Regions from separate parts of the Homo sapiens genome. Here region 2 is linked to region 1. The links are chromatin loops, found by intact Hi-C in ENCODE. Cell type or tissue: heart left ventricle. All regions are shown on one strand.

Region 1 (8,000 bases):
TCCCTCTGCCCCTCATCCCTGCCATGGGCTTTTGGAGAAGGCGGGTGGGGTTACACCTGTTATGGTGGAAGGGGATATGGGGGGCACTCCAGGATCTGCGGGGAGTGCCAGGGTCTCTTCCCCCGACCCGCAGGGCCGGCGGGGCAGAGGCCGCAGCTCCCCAACCTTCCCGGGTAAACTCTTCGCCCCCAGCCACGCGCAGACTGGCTCAGGTGTGTGGGTCGGGGGACGGCGTCCCTGCGGGCCTCGAATGCTGCAGCAGCGTCGTGTGGCCAGTGGGTACCTGCCCCGAGCAGCAGGCGCTCACCGGCAACCTGCACTCAGCGCTTCCTGGCGGGCGGGATCCCGGCCTTGCGGCCCCCGCGCCAGGCCAGGGCGCGACCCGGGCGCCATCCCCTCCCTGCCAGGCTTCATGGCGCTGGGCGGGGCGCGGCCAGGAGCCTCTGCGGCTCTCGGCGCCCCGCAGAGCCGGCCGACGCCCTCGGAGGACTGGCCCTTCTATTTTATTGGGCTCGAAAACCAAGTCTGGGCCATTTTCCGCCACCGGAACTGTTGGGAACGCGGCGGGAAAGGGTGACTCGGTCGCTCCCAGCCTTCACCCTGCGCCTGAAGTTTGGGTGGAGGTCTTGGTCCCCAGGCCCCTCCGCCGTGGGGAGGTGACGGCCTGTAAGTAGTAAAAATTAAGTCAATATTAGTACTAACCCATGGCGGGCCGCGCTTCCCCTTCTTCGGCTGAGAACCTCGCCGAGGGCCGAGCGCCGCTGCATCGCAGCGGCTCACCGGCCTCCCCTCCTTCCCCCACTCGAAAGGCTGAGGCTGGCGAAGCCCCGGCTTCTCTCGCGCTTCGGGCTGCTGGCTTGGTGGCACCACGCTCACACTCGCTGGCCCGCTGAACGCCCCTGGGCCTGTCCGCCGCAGTATCTGGCGGCGCGCTTCGGGGTCCGGCAGCGAGCGGACAGGGCTCTGAGCGCAGGGCCGGGGTTGGGACAGGAGTGGGCTTGGGGACCAGGCACGCCCCACCGAGATGGGGAGGCGCGCAGCTCCCCGTCCCTTGCAGACCGACTCCCAGCTCCCCTGCGTAGCCTCTCCCGTTTTCCCCCTTTGTGGTGCGGACTACCGGGGCGTCCTTGGGGTGGGGCGGTGCCCGGGTCCCGCCCCCTCGACCCCGCCCGGAGGGGGAGGTGCCGGGGCCGGGGGCGCTCCAGCCAGCCTCCGCCTCCGACTGAGGGCTGCCGGGAAGCCGGCTGGGCTCGCTGGGTTTTTGCTCCTGTCGCCAGATAACGCCCGGAGCCTGATTTATGGACCCTCCACTCTGCCGGCAGGCGAGCACCGCTTCTTTTCGGGCCGGAGATATTTGTAAAGGAAAGACGTTTCCTCCCTGGCTGTAGTCGATTTGGAGCATCAGGAGTTTGTGCAAAGCCACCAATACCCGCACTCGCTTGCCTCCTCCGGGCACCCACCTCCTCCTCTGGCCGAAGTTTGCCGGCCTACTAGGTATCGATTAGGCTGTGCAAAAGGGGGAGATAGATTTCTAAGGTGAGAATTAGGTTTTCTTAAATTCGTAATCCTATCGGCCCTCTTGCCCTCCTATTTTAAACCTGGCAAAGTGCTGGGTGGCTCAAGTCCAGGATGCCTAAGGAGACCTGTTTCAGGGGACGTTTCTCCAGTACTGGTCCCAGACCAGTTGCCCGGCCACACCCTGGCAGTGCCCGGGACGGTCAAATTCTGGACACACTTATGAGGCCCAGGGATTGGTCTTTTTCCCCCCCTCTCTCCTTTTTATTATTCACAAGACTGAAATTGTTTAAATGTCATAACTTATAAGAAAATAAGCTACATTGAAATAAATTAACACAACGGAGACGTGCTTCACATGGCTCAGATAGGATAGGCAACCCCAGGGGAAACCAAAGCCAGGCAAAAGCAAAGCAAAGCAAAGCGAATTTCCAGGCTGCCTAACAATGTCTGCTTTTCAGTCAACTCAAAAAGCCAGAACGCAAACCAAAATCAGTTTAAACCCCAGTGCTTGTTCTTGGGTTTCACGTTTACCTTTGGAAAAGTATGGAAAGGTGGCTGCTAACCGCGCAGATTACAGCAGAGGTTTTGTTTTCTTCTGGAATGAGTGGAGAAATTACTGGGTAATTAAGTCCTATAACTTTCAAAATACTGCAGCTGAGATCCAGTCTATAGAGATATTTATGTACAAAGTAGGATAGTATAATAAATATTTAGCGTGTCTTCTGGTGTGGCTGTAAGCCCCTTCAAAAGCAGTCTTTTAAGCCCATTTAGTGAATATATTCTCAATTTGCTTGGGATGGCCACAGCTGGGCTGTGACTTTGTTGCTTCAAACACAGTGGAGTCCACCATGGGTTCCCTCGGGTGCGGGGGCTTCTCCAGGTGGGTGCCAGGCCCTGGCCCTTCTGGACCCTCAGGGCCGGGCCTGTTCTAGCTGCTGATGCTGACTTCTGATAGCGAACCTGCTGACGTGGACAGGGATGGGGACGACGATCTTAGGGTTCCGGGAGGGCTCCCCTGTCTTGGAATTGGCATTGCCTGCCTTCACCCGTTTCCACTTGGCCCGTCGGTTCTGGAACCAGATTTTCACCTGCACCTCGCTGAGTTTGAGGGCGTGGGCGATCTGCGAGCGCTCGGTCAAGGAGAGGTACTTTTTGCAGTGGAACTCCTTCTCTAGCTCCAGCAGCTGCTCGCTGGTGAAGGCAGTCCGCCGCCGCCGGTTCTTGCCCGTAGACGTGGTGCTGCCCGCGGCGCCGCTGCTCGGCGGGGTCTCCTCCAGCGCGTGGCCCGGGTCTTCCTCCTTGTGAGCTGCCTGGCCAGTCAGATTGTCATCCGAGCTGTAGTCCACATCGCTCTCCAGCGAGAAGCTCTCCTCCTTGCCCTTCGGGTCGTCTTCCACCTTTGACTCGTCTTTCCCTTGCCCTCGGACAGCCCCGACTGAAAGCAAAACCAAACGGCATTTTATTACATTTCGCACACTGGCCTTCCTTTCTCCTTCCCACCGTCATTTGGACATTCCGCGCCCCCCGCCCCCCACCCTTTAGCGGATTGTCTTTCTATGACATTAACACATTGTGATTTCCTGGCCTTTGAGGGGTAGAGGAGGGGTGGGGGGAGCGTGAGAAAGCTCAAAGGAGAGGAGGCAGTACAGGCGACGGCCCTTTGCCCAGAACCATCACTCAAAGGGCCGCCATGCCTCCCCCGCACCCTCCCAGCCTCGGCAGCGTCAGGAGAAGTAGCAGGAGGCGCGAGGCCCAAGAGATTGCCCGCTTTGTCCCTGGGGTGGGGACTGGTTGAGGACTGATGGGGGGATTCACGATTCATCCTCCCCCCACCGCCACCATGAAAATGTAGTGAACCTCAATTGCTTCCTAACCGGAGTGGAGGCGTAGGGACGTGCAGATCCCAGACCATCTTTTTTGAGACAGACAACGTTGGTCAAAGGGATGTTTTGTGGCCTTATAAGTTCCCACCAGACACCCCCAACACAAACACACAGGCACAGCCTCCCAGCAGTCCGTTTCTCCCAGACAAGTAGCAAGACCAGCGAAGGGGTTTAAAAAGTCTGGGCGCCCCTGGGCACACGCACGGCTGAGACGCGCAGCCCAACCCGTCTCCCCTAGAGGCTGCAACCTACCCGGAACCCCAGGTCACCGCGGAGCGGCAGAGGCGGCCTCGGCCAAACGCATCGTCAGATAGATATGTGGCCCAGGGCAGCAGCTGGTCGCCGGGCGCTAAACGCCCCCCCTCCCGAGACCCCGCTTGTTGGGTGGCTCTGAATGTCCCCCGGAGGCCCAGCGGCACAGCCGGGCCTCATCCTCCAGCTCCTCCCGCGGGGGTCGAGCGGGGGCGCGGCCTCGCCCCCTTGGTCTCCCGCGGGAACCCGGCGCTGGCCCGCCCCCGCCTCCTCCCGCCCCCTCGTCCCGGCTGCGCGCGCCGCCGACTCACCGAGCGAAGCCTGCACCGTCTCGGCCGCGGAGAAGGCGAGCAGCGAGCCCTCTTTGGCCAGGAAGCCTTTGCCGTCCTCCGCGTCAGCCTGCAGCGCCTCCGCCTTGTCGAAGTTACCGCCGCCGGGCAGCGGCTGCGGCGCGAACTTGCGGGCCGCTGCCGCCTCCTGGTGCTGGGGCGACGCGGAGAAGCCGCCGGGGAGCGTGGCCATGAGCGTAGAGGTGAGCGCCATGCCCTGCGCCAGGCTGGAGCAGAAGCCTGTGGGCAGGCTGGGGATCTGGTGGTGAGGGTGTGCGGGCGGCAGCGCTGGCTGCAGCGCGGCCTGGGGCAGCGCGGGCGGCGGCGGCGGCGGCGGCGGCAGCACTACCGGCCGGTAGGGCATGAACATGGGGTAGCCGGTGTAGACGAAATGGCCGGGGCTGGGCTGCGGCGGGCTGCCGATCAGCGAGTCTATGCTGAAGGCGGTGCTACTCCCCAGCGGGCGCTGCATCATCATCAGCGACGGCGGGAACGCTGCGCTCATAGACGCGCTCGGTAGAGGCCAGCGAGAGGCGAAAAGTCCCCGCGCCGCGCCGCCGCCGGGAAGCCCGCCGGACGCCGGGAGCACCGCCGGGAGCGCCGGGCAGGGGCCGAGCGGGACCCGGAGAGCAGACGCCTCCGCCCCTCAGTCCTGGGCCCGCTGCATGCCGGGCGGGTGCAGGGGGTGTGCGGGGTGAGGCCGTGCGCCCCGGAGTGGAGAGGGCGCCCGGGCCCCGAGGGCTCGCCGGAGCCCCCGTCCGCCGCTTGCCCGTCGGAGCCCGCGCGCTTCGCGGGTTTGGCCCTCGGCCCCGGTAAGCTGCCGTCCGTCCGTCCGTCCCGCCGTCCGTCGCCTCCCGCGGGCCGCTGGGGAGCGCGCGAAGCCGGCGTACTTATCTCCGGCGGGCGCAGCCAGCACCTTTAAATCGCGCTCCTCTTTCTCATTCACATTTTGCCTGCCGCCTGGCCCGGCTCGCCTCACGTGGGGCTGGGCGCCTCTGGCCATTGGCTGAGCGGGGCGGGGGTGGGGCGAAAGCGGGGCCCCGCCCTTTCCACCCAAGCTGGCCTCGAGCGGGCTGCGGGCGCCACCGTCGGAGCGCGCGGGCCGGGGAGCCGGAGCCTGCATGCCTAGCCCGTGCCGCGCAAACTTGAGACGGGCGGATGGCACCTCCAAGGCTCGGACCTTGGGGCCCTGCAGCCTTGTCGAGGCCACCTCGAAGGGTAGCCTCCGGGGCCCGCACCCCCACGGCTGGGCCGGGGGCGCTTTATTTCTTTTACTGTATTTGCCATGGAACCAACCTGCCTGCGGCTCACTCCAGCGCTGGGTGCTCCGGCTGCGCCTGGGGTCCGGGCGAGGGTCCTGGAGTTGGGGGCAGGGTCCTGCCCCTCCGGAGCCACCCCCGGGGCGAAGGCTGGGAGCTGGCAGCGCCTGCCCGCCGCCAGAAACCCGCCGGGTTGCTCGCTGTAGGTCCGCGCACCGGGTGGGGCGGGGAGGCTGCTGCTTCCCCCATCCCGGGCTGGGCCCTCCCGTGAGCGATCCCGTCTCTCATTTTTCATGACATTCTTAATCATCGCACCTATTTACACACTTTGCCAGCGCGCACCAAAATAACAACCACGATAATTATGATAATAAAGAGAGTCCTTTATCTGCTCCATCCTCGGGGAGGAAGGGGGGAGTTGCTGTGCCTCCAGATTGTATAACGTGAGATTATCCTGATGAAAGCTTTATGATGTTTGCTCAAATAAAAGCTGCGTTTTGTAAATAGGCGCTAATTAAGCACGTTGCGAACGCAAGGAGTGCTCACCCTGGCGCCGCCGCCCGGTTTCCAGCGCGAGGACTCGAGGGCGCGCGGTTCCTCTTTGCTAACTGCAGGATGGAGCCGATCCCCTCAGGATGTTTCCCCTGTTCTCGACAACGGTAAAGACCCCCAAATTTGAAAGTAAGGGAATTTTGGGGTGGAGGGAAACTAGGGACGTACTTATCCCCTCTTCCATTTTCAAACAAAAAACTTTCAGCTCTTGTCTTCCCTTTAAAAATGGAATCACTTCTTGACAACGGCAGACCGTGCAGAGCGCACCAGCGCGAGCGGGGCTTCCTCGAGTCTCCAAGGCCCGGGCTTCAACTTCCCGGGTCTAGACGTCAGCCCTGAACCGCCAACAGCACCGGGTTGGGGAGAAGGAAAGAAGGGCATTGTTAGTTCGGTCATTAAAAATCAGCTCACGCCGAGGAGCTAGTGGTTGGGGAGTTGGCCCGTGTTGGACGTGTGTTATGTATCACTTACAAGCACATTTAATTGGGAGATAAAGATAAATCGATCTTTATGAATTTATCGACCCGATTCTTTGAAGCTCTTTTTTCGCGTTCTTCCTCTTTCTCTCGCTCTAGCCCCAAGGCCCCCCGGGGGACGTCTTAATCCCAGATCAGCTCCTCTGCCAGGAGTCCCGCCGGAGACCCACTGCCCACCCAGCAGACCTGGAGGAAAGAGGGGAGGGTGTGTCCTTGGCGCCCCGGGACGCTGGGAAAACTCGCTGGTCCGCCGCCAGCCCTCTCCTCCTCCTCGCCTCCTCCCTCCCTACCACCACCCGGACAAAGACGTCTCGATCGCGTTTCCCCACTCCAGGCCGCAGTAATAGATCGCTCCGGCAGCAGGCGGTTTGAAAGGAATTCATTAGGACGCTGCCTGGATTGCCTCCCCTGACTTCACGCCCAGACCCCGAGGTGGCTTAGGCAGTGTGAGGGGAAATGAATTCCCTTTGGGATCCATGGAGAAGGAGGTGTCTGTGGGATCTCCAGGCTCTATCCCTCCTTCTTCACTCCCAGAAAAGAAGAAAAAGAAAAAAAAAATCGAAGCCCAGGGCAAAAGGCTGATATCTTTATGAGCATAATAAATACTCCCCCTCATTATGAGATAGTTACAGTGACACAGCCTTGGGTGCCATTACCCTGTTTTTTGAATACTAAGAAACGCTCCATTCCTTCCTTGATTTACGTGGCTACAGCCGGGGCCCTTCCGGCTTGCCACTGACATGCCGGGGGAAGCTGTTATTCATTTTACCTAGGCAGGTTTGCCATGCACTTTGCTATTTCGCCGCAAAAATATTGTTCTAGGGACTTTTGTCGCCTGATTACCCTCTGAGAGGCAGGGATTCCTTTGATTATTTTGGTGATTATTCTACATTTAAAGTTCAGCAAGAAGATTTAGGTCCGTCGAATTATAGCTGCACTTGAAATAATTTGATGGCATGTTATTTGCATCCATAAATTGCCATAGCAAGTATTGACTGCAGGGGTTATAATACTAATCTTTTATTAGTGAGTTCAGATAATTCCCATCAATATGAATTTTATTTACTAGTGCCTTTTTCGCAAATGCAATGCAGTAATACTTTCTCATCTAATGCTTAGCTGCTTAGAAAACGACTGTTCGTGTCATAAAAGGATCCTTGTGTTTCGGCGTGATTAACAAGATGCATTCGGGGCACCTCAGCTACCTGCAAAGCGTTCAGAGCGTGGGGACTGCGGATAATAAAAGCCTTTAGAGTTTTTCCTCGGCTCCTCGGATAGATTTATGGACAGGAGCGATAGATGCATGGCTTATCCATCCTCCGGATTCCTACCTGCTTAGCTCGTAACAGCCTCAAACTGCAGAGTCCTCCGTGACTCAGCTCGGCCCAGTCTACGCGGGAAAATCACCGGGCACAGATGTTTGCAACTTGGTCCCCTCCCCCCTCCAATTAGGAAAAATGAAGGGCGCACCCGAAGGGAGAGCTGGGTCCTCCAACTCCAGTTAACTTCGTGAACTTCCCTCCCCTCTTCCCCCCTAGATGAAGATAGCTCAGCCCCTGGGCACTTCACTCGACAGGTGCTAGGCTAGTGTCAGGTTCAGATGATGCCACTTAAAACCTCAGACATTCCGAAAAAGTGATGGTAATTAAGTTGGCCCCTCGCTTCGGGGTTGTCCCAGGCTGCGCTTGCATGCAGATGTATGAAGGTTGAGGGTGAAATAGAAAACGCACA
Region 2 (8,000 bases), 370 kb before region 1:
GCTTAGAATCATCAGATGACACATAATTAGCCTAGAATTCTGTGTGCTGCCAAAATACTAATCCAGTAAAAGGGTAGAGGGACAGTTTTAGATATGGGAGTCTCAAAACAAAATATATGTGTGCTTCTCGGGAAACCGCTGGAACCAGGCTGCTGAGTTCAGCCCCTGAGGCTCTTTCCCAGCCCCTCCGCTCCCCACACCCCTGCACACTCCCTTTCTTGAGTGTCCAGGTAGAAATGACCTGTATCTTCTAACCACCCCAGGTATCTTTCCAAAGCATAGATCTCTTCACTTCTCTATTCAATTTGAATAACCCCCCATTGCCTTAAGGACAACTTCACACTTGCCACTCTTCTCTGCATATCAGGTCCTTAGAAATGCATTTCTAGTTGCCTGTTTCAGCATCTTCTCCCACTACCTTCTTATAACCTTCCCACCCCAGCCCCACTGTTGACTCATCCATTCATTCATCCAGTTGTTGTGTGCCCACTGAGTGTCAGGCAGGCCCTGGCCCCGGGAAGTTAAATACAGCATGGCCTCAAGCATTTCCAGAAGAGGTCCCAGCTCGGTGGAATTGGCCCATTGTCTTGGAACATGGGCTGACTGTACTCTTTAGTAGACGGCACAGTTTGGCAGGATCTCCGCAGGTGTGTAAGTGCCAGGCTATGCCATGGGTCCCATGGTTCACTGATTGTCATTAAGGAACATACTGTAGCCAGAAAACCCAAGAGACCATCATGGATGTGTGTGCTTCCTCACATGGCTATGATTTGACTTAGCTTTTCTTTATCGCTGAAAACACAGATCATATGAAAACACATTTAGGAGATGGGCTTGAATTATCAACAATATAGAGTACACCTTCTTTAACATTTAACTTTGAGATTTTCATGGTGAGAAAAATTCTACATATTTCTTTTCACTCCGAAGTCACACATTCTGAACTATATAGATAATTTGGTAATTAATTTCTTCTTAATAAGATAGTTTAATGATCACTTTACTGTGATTTAAAATGGAGTTGAGACGTTAGGGGATCTTTTATTTGTTACTGGAAGATTACAGCCGGTAGTGGCTTTCATTATTTATGGGAGGGTCTCCAGGTAAGCCCCCTATGGTTCGAATGGAAGATTCTTTCTTTTTCTTTTCTTTTCTTTTTTTTGTAGGGGCGGGGGATGGATTAGGGACAAACTGTCCCTGATATGCTGATATGCCCTGTCCAAACTCCTGACGCACAGAATCGTGATAAACAATAAGATGGCACGTTGATTTGATTTGATTTTTTTTTTGAGACGGATTCTTGCTCTTTGGCCAGACTGGAGTACAGTGGCATGATCTTGGCTCACGGCTCACTGCAACCTCTGCCTCCTGGGTTCAAGCGATTCTCCTGCCTCAGTCTCCCAAGTAGCTGGGATTACAGGCACACGCCACAATGCCTGGCTAATTTTTGTATTTTTAGTAGAGACAAGGTTTCACCATGTTGACCAGGCTGGTCCAAACTCCTGACCTCAGGTGATCTGCCCGCCTCAGCCTCCCAAAGTGCTGGGATTACAGGTGTGAGCCAGCTCACCCAGCCGGGAAGAGCCTTTCAATGAAATGTGAAGTAAGTGTCACCTTTGGGTGGAGACACCAAAGACAGAGACAAGACATGCAGTGCCCTCAGCTGCATAAATTTTGCTTTTAAAATATTTTCGTGGAGTAAAATTAGTGTTTAGTCTCATGTGAATTTCATCAGTGTGTCTATGGTGAGCATTTAAAATACGGTTTTATTGGAGGTGTGGTTCGTACTTTATAATCCCTACCTAACAGTGCTTACTCGGAATTGCTCCCCCGCCTCCCAAGTTACTGGCCTCACTGTGCTCCAGCTTTCCCAGTAGCAGAGGAACCCTCTTCCCAAACGTGGGCTTGATTTACACCGAGTCATTAGTTGTCATCTAATGGTGGCTCTTCAGTGTCACTGCAATCTATACGCTTTCTCTGTGTCTTCCTTAGTTCTCTGCCCCCACTTTTCCCCACCCTTCACGTGTCATCTGGTCCCCCACAAAGCTTTTGCATGGGGTTCATCTGCCTATTCCAGGAGAGACTATGGTCCTTATCCAGTAGTACTAATGTGCGGAAATACCAGGAGTGGACAAGCCACCTTCCCCAAACATGAAAGAGCCCAGTTTTGCTAAGGAGCTGTTGAAAAACTGGAAATAGAACAGCGCTGTGGTAAGATTTGCCTTTGAGGTCGCCCTGTGGTGTGTTAGGGGCATTTAGGGGACAGTCAGGGAGACTCATTTGGAAGTTGCTTTGGTCACCAGCTGTGGAAGGATAAGTCTTAGACCAAGGCAGTGGCAGTGAAGACGAATTTCTGAGAAACTCTGGTGGTTGAACCAATCATCTGTTAGGTCTGTTCTGTCCATGGTGAAGAGCGGGTTGTGCCATCGACTGAGCTAGAAAACAGACGAGAGGCAGGTCTGAGAGAGGCTAGGAGGCCCAGGCTGGGCGGCGCGGACTTGAAGGCGCCTCTAGCAGATCCAAGGGGAGATGCCGAGTTGGTCATTGGCTACACAACTCTAGAAGGCAGGATGTGAGGCAGAGCTCTTCGTGGCAGTGGCGATCCTGGGAGCTCCTGGCACTGAGGTGGTGACCGAGACATTCGCGAGGAGGTTGCCCAGGCAGAGGGCATGGGAAAAAGGACACCAGGAGGATGCCAGGGAAGCACCCGCACTTCAGGAGCCAGCAAGGGAGGATGAGAAAGAGAAGTTCCAGCCGGAGGAGGAAAACCAGGGACGTCAGGGTTCATGGAAGCCCGAGGAGGATGCAGAAGAGGAAAGGAGGGAATGACGAGGAACGCCACATGCTGCTCAGAGGTCCAGGAAGGTGCGACCTAGCCTCTGGACCACTCCCAGTGACCATGGCAATGGCAGGCCCAGCCTAGGGATTGCAGAGAGCAGGAGAGGCAGAGTCGAGCAGCATCCCCGGGCTTTCCAGAAGGCCTGGCTGGGAATGGGGCGTGGCACACGGTGTAATCCGGGCAGCCTTGGCGAGCACCTCCTGTGTGCCAGTCACCACACTCAGTCCTTTTCAGCATTTTGTTTAGTTACCCAATCCATTTCATTTAGTCACCCAAGTAGAAGTTAGAAATTGATGACAAACTGAGGGTGCAGGGCAAAAGAACACATGATTCGTGCTGTGGAACCAGGACAGTCTGTTGGGGTGCTGGCAGGGTGTTCGATTGCCACATGGTGGTGTCATGAGCAGTCCCAGAGCCGTCGGATTGCTCTGGTGCACTTGCTGCCTGGTTTTTCTCACCTGCAAAATGAAAGAGCTGACAGGATGAAATGAGTTAATAGATGGGAAGTGTGGGCCGCCTAGCCCTGCTCAGCCTTTGAGCAGCAAAAAGGAGGAAGGGGGAGGAGGAGGAGCTGTCCTCTGGTTATAGAGGGCGTGAGGTTGGCCCGGAGGCTCCTAGTGTGACCAAGGGCTATTCCTTGCCTCATTTTGTGTGATTTAGAAACAAGATGGAAGTAGAAATTGGGCATTATGTCAGGATTTAATGAAGTCTTGTTTGGGAGCTGTTGTCTTATTTTTAACCACTAATTAAAGGGTGCTATTTCCCTCTATAGAATAGAACATTTACAGTTTGTGGATAAAGTAAATGTATACCTCACTTTTTTTGTTAAGTTCTTAAACTTTTTTTTTATTATTGAAGAATGGAAACATACATGAAAGTGTATTTGGGCTTAAAAAGTTGTCACAAAATTATCCTCAGGTCAAGGAGGGCCTATTTCTAGACCCCAGAAACCCCTGTGTCCTGTCCCAGGCACCTGCCTGCTCTGCTCCCTGAAGATGGGCACAATTCTCCCTTCTGACCCCATGGTGAGGCCAGCTTGGTTTTCACCTTTATACAATGTACACACACACACGCACACTTGCACAGTTGAAGGGGCTAGTTAGAGGTATCTTTTATCTGTTAACCCAAATAAAATTTTAAAATTATAGAGGAAGTGACTTTTAAAAGAACACTGAGCATTACTCTTGGGAGTCTCAGGAGGGTAATTAAATTGGTAGTGTCAGTAGTAAGCGCAAATGTTTTCAGTACCCGTTGACACCGTTTTAGATTTGGGAGTAGCTCATGTGACAGAGTCATAGGGAAGTGTGCTGCCCAATTTGAGAAAAGATCAAATCTCAGTGACAAAGCTTCCAGATTTTTTTTAAATTAAATTTAATTTTTTTGCGATAGTCTGACTCTGTTACCCAGGCTGGAGTGCAGTGGCATGATCTTGGCTCACTGCGACCTCTGCCTCCCCGGTTCAAGTGATTCTCGTGCCTCAGCCTCCCAAGTAGTTGGGATTACAGGCATGCGCCACCACATCCGGCTAATTTTTGTATTTTTAGTAGAGACGGGATTTCACCATGTTGGCCAGGCTGGACTCGAACTCCTGACCTCAGGTGATCTGCCCGCCTCGGCCTCCCAGAGTGCTGGGATTACAGGTATGAGCCACCGCGCCCAGCCGCTTCCAGATTTTTTTTAAGTAAATCCACGTGATTGTGTTTCTGATCTATGCACCAACACACATTTACATTGAACATATTTATGTCTATGCACCCACACACATTTACATTGAACATACGTATTTATATGAAACAACACATTTATTTCTTGGATAATCAAATATAGACAAAAACTCAATGGTTATAAAAAGCTTCCCAGACAGCACAGTCTGGGGTAATATTCACATGTTAAACCTATTAACATTTAAATGTTCTAAATAGTATGAGTAATTAACGATTACAGCCACAGAAGAGCAGCTCCCTCCCGTGACATTCCATCCATTTTCTTTGAGTTGTTTTTTTGGGGTGGGAATGGAGGGGGGTTCCTCCACTCACATAGACACACCAAGCTTTTCCCTCTAGGAGATTACCCAGCCTGCTGCTGGGTTGTGTGGGGAAGGACTGCGGATGTCTTGGATGGCAGTTGTCATACTAGTTTTTTGCTTCCCCAAACAATTCATTTAGGGATGTCTTTAAGTGAGGCGCCCAGAGATTCCACCCCGTCCCTGGGACATCAAGCAAATAGCAGCAACAGCCGTTGGCAAATTTGTGGCTATTTGCAGCATTGACTCTGTAGTCAGTTTGCATTTTCAAGATGGGGGAGACATGGGCAGACATTACAAAGGAGTCCTTTCCCCTTCCTATTCCTCATGCTCCCGCTCCTCCTCCTGAAGTCAGATACTTTTTGTTCTTCATTAAAGTTTTCCCTTATTCGTATGGGTTACCCTGTAGTTTTAAAGCATTCAAGCAGTCCGTATATTTTAGAACAATATATTTATAAATCATTTTCTTTCCTTGATTTGTGTATGGAAGCAGGAAGGACATAACAGGTAGAGGGGAAATAGGACAAATATGAAAAAAAAATAGTAGAGTTTAAAAACTACTACCAGTTACCGGATGTTGTGACTTCATTTTATTTTTTAATTAATGTGGTAGAATAGTAATTAAATGGACAGAAGAATTTTAGCAGTTAACAATGCTAAATACTCATACTTTGTACATCCTGTCTGTAGTTTGATGAGAGGCTTTGTTGTAGAAATATTCTCTTTACTCATGAACTGACTCTTCCTAGACTCCATAGAAAGGATAGAACATTCATTTGCATTTGAAGTTTCATACAACAGTCGTTTCCATAACATATTTGACTTATCTTAGGAAGTTTCTCGCATCTTCCCTTAGTTTCTACAAATGAAAATGTCTGCAAAGCTCTCAAAGCATGCATCCTAGTCCTATTTAATTCTGACATCTGCACATTTCTTACGAATGTAAAGTCAGTGTGGCCATCCAGCTGAATAGTAACTCTGAAGCTGGGAGTAAAATCAGATTTCAGTGTAATTGATAATCAAAGCCCCTTATTGCTATTTTTCAAAAACAAAGTAGCAATACTTTAGCACTCACCCAGGCAATTATGATTTTTGGCTAATTTACTTTTGGTTTTTGCAATTTCAAGATACCTAGACAACACATTTTGCATCTGTTGAAATCTTAGATTTTATTTTTGAGTTCACATAATGACTTTAAAATATTCTAATAAATGTCTTCAAAGACCCCAGATCAATATGCCAATGGTTCTGAGATGACAGAGTGCTGCGATATTCCTCTGTAATTTAAACATGATTAGCTGATGAAGGTTATGTGATATCAATACACTACCGGAAGATAAATTAATTGATATCATCCTTTCAGGATGATAAGAGGCCTATTGGAGGTGGGATGTAACTAATGAAGCTGCTTCTTCCTCTCTGTGAGCCATTTTTTATATATTGCATTTTCACTTAATCATATTTATACTATCATTCATTTACATGAAACCCATAGGCTGTGGACAAACCAGTTTCTTATTAAAATTGTATTCATTTGGAAAAGAAATTATCTGCAAACACTATATGGGCCCCGTCTACGTTATAACCTATTGCTGGGGAGAGATGACAAGTTCCTTTCCGTGGACATCTTCGAAAATAGCAACTATCTAGGCAAAGTCAAGGATTGAATATCATTGAACTTAATTACTGCTAGTCCCCAAAGACACACATCTATTCAAATCAAAAGTGTAGTTATTCTGCGGCAGTGACACCATTGGTGTAGGAAGAGTTTTCTAATCGTTGACTTCCTTTCCAATTACATTCAGTATGCTTTATCAGCGAGCCTATTTGCCAAGAGAAGTTATGGCTGGTTGAATTTAGATTTGTATTGATTAAGATAAACTTACAATGTGTGCAGTCATATATTTAAATAAAAAAGGTCTTTGATATAATTACATCTCCTTGAATATAATTCTCTATGATAGCTTGTAGAGTGAAGAGGATTTCTTTAGGCTTTGGGGGAAAAAAAAAGATTTTTGTCTTTCCAAGGGGTTTGGTTAAATTGCCCTGCCTTATTTAGGATTATTTTTGTTCCAAGTAACTGGAAAAAAAGATGATTTTATGAGAATAACTTAAATGAGATAGGTGTGTATTTTTTTGCTTTACATTCCTCTGAGGTGGTCTGTGCAGGGCTGCTGAGGCCTTCTGTGGAGTTGGGGGACCGGCTCTATCTGTCTCCCATGTGGCTCCTGTTCCCAGTGTCGCCTCGTGTTCCACAGTGCTGCTGAGGCCATGTAACGTTTGTGCATTTCAGGCAACAAGTAGGAAAAACATACGAGAATTTAGGCAAAGGGAGGCTCTCCAGGAAGATCCTTAAAAGCTGCCCTGTGATCCTTCTGCTCTCATCCTGCTGGCCAGAGCTTGTGTACCTGGCCATGTTCAGCTGATGCGGGGGTGGGGGGACGGGAGGAGGCTCTGGCAAATGTCATGTTTATTCTGGTTGTCATTTGCCCACCTAAGAACCAGGAATGCTATTACTGCGAAAGAAGGAAATAACAGATTTCGACAACAGACTGATGATCTCTGCTCTGTTCCTGAATTTGGAAATTGATTGACATGGATTTCTTTTTGTCTGTGTGTCCACCAGTTGCCCAGAAGATTGTTGCCACAAGGAAGAAGCAGCAGCTGTCCATAGGACCCTGCAAGTCGCTACCTAATTCTCCCAGCCATTCCTCCGTCTGTTCCGCGCAGGTGTCTGCCGTGCACATCAGCCAGGTACGTTAGGTGACATGAGAAGTCAGACTCTTAGAACCAAAGACAATATGCAAATAGTGTTCCCAGCCAATGCTAAGGTTGATTTTTTTTTTCTTTTCAACTTTATAAGTAACAGCATGTTGTAATTGACTTCACATTTTCTTCAGAAACTGCTGTGGCCAAGTGATTTTTATGGGAATCATTCTTTTATGTTTTCTGTCTTCATGCTGCCTGTGTTATGAGGCATGCTGGCCCGGGTGGTGATGGGAGGTGTGTGCTGCAGTCCTCGCTGGTGATTTAAACCACCCTTCTCTGGTCTTGGTCCTAGTCTGCTTATAGGTTGAACAGTTGTGAGTAAATCTTAATGGCCAATCTCGCTTTATACTTAAATTTGGTAGTGGCATT

What was found. A loop is a pair of places that touch in the nucleus more often than their neighbours do. Peaks named below come from ENCODE experiments on the same cell type or tissue, not always from the same donor. Only the 100,000 strongest peaks of a DNase experiment are listed, where the experiment ranks them.
Region 2: it touches region 1 in a loop (4-fold over the local background); 16 of 110 quality-filtered maps call a loop at or near these places.

The regions. Positions count from the first base shown.
Region 1 is chr2:236,163,485-236,171,484 of GRCh38, forward strand. GBX2 (gastrulation brain homeobox 2) reads right to left here and starts at 4,902. Exons shown (of 2, transcript NM_001485.4): 1 at 3,965-4,902; 2 at 1,752-2,953. The coding sequence starts at 4,487. The coding sequence ends at 2,430. GBX2-AS1 (GBX2 and ASB18 antisense RNA 1) reads left to right here and starts at 3,958. Exons shown (of 2, transcript NR_186035.1): 1 at 3,958-4,185. It overlaps LOC124906126 (a long non-coding RNA gene), which reads left to right and starts at 5,542. Exons shown (of 2, transcript XR_007088136.1): 1 at 5,542-5,900; 2 at 6,045-6,312. RefSeq lists enhancers at 99-918, 3,081-4,033. In heart left ventricle, a CTCF peak has its summit at 4,126 (motif pointing left); DNase peaks (open chromatin) are centred at 911, 3,680, 4,055, 4,917 and 1 weaker place; H3K4me3 peaks cover 3,586 bases; H3K27me3 peaks cover 8,000 bases.
Region 2 is chr2:235,790,271-235,798,270 of GRCh38, forward strand. It overlaps AGAP1 (ArfGAP with GTPase domain, ankyrin repeat and PH domain 1), which reads left to right. Exons shown (of 18, transcript NM_001037131.3): 7 at 7,489-7,616. Among named protein-coding and RNA genes, the nearest start is that of TNRC17, 280 kb to the left of the region's middle. RefSeq lists an enhancer at 2,753-3,253 and a silencer at 4,735-5,029. In heart left ventricle, a CTCF peak has its summit at 3,227; no DNase peak of the experiment used is centred here.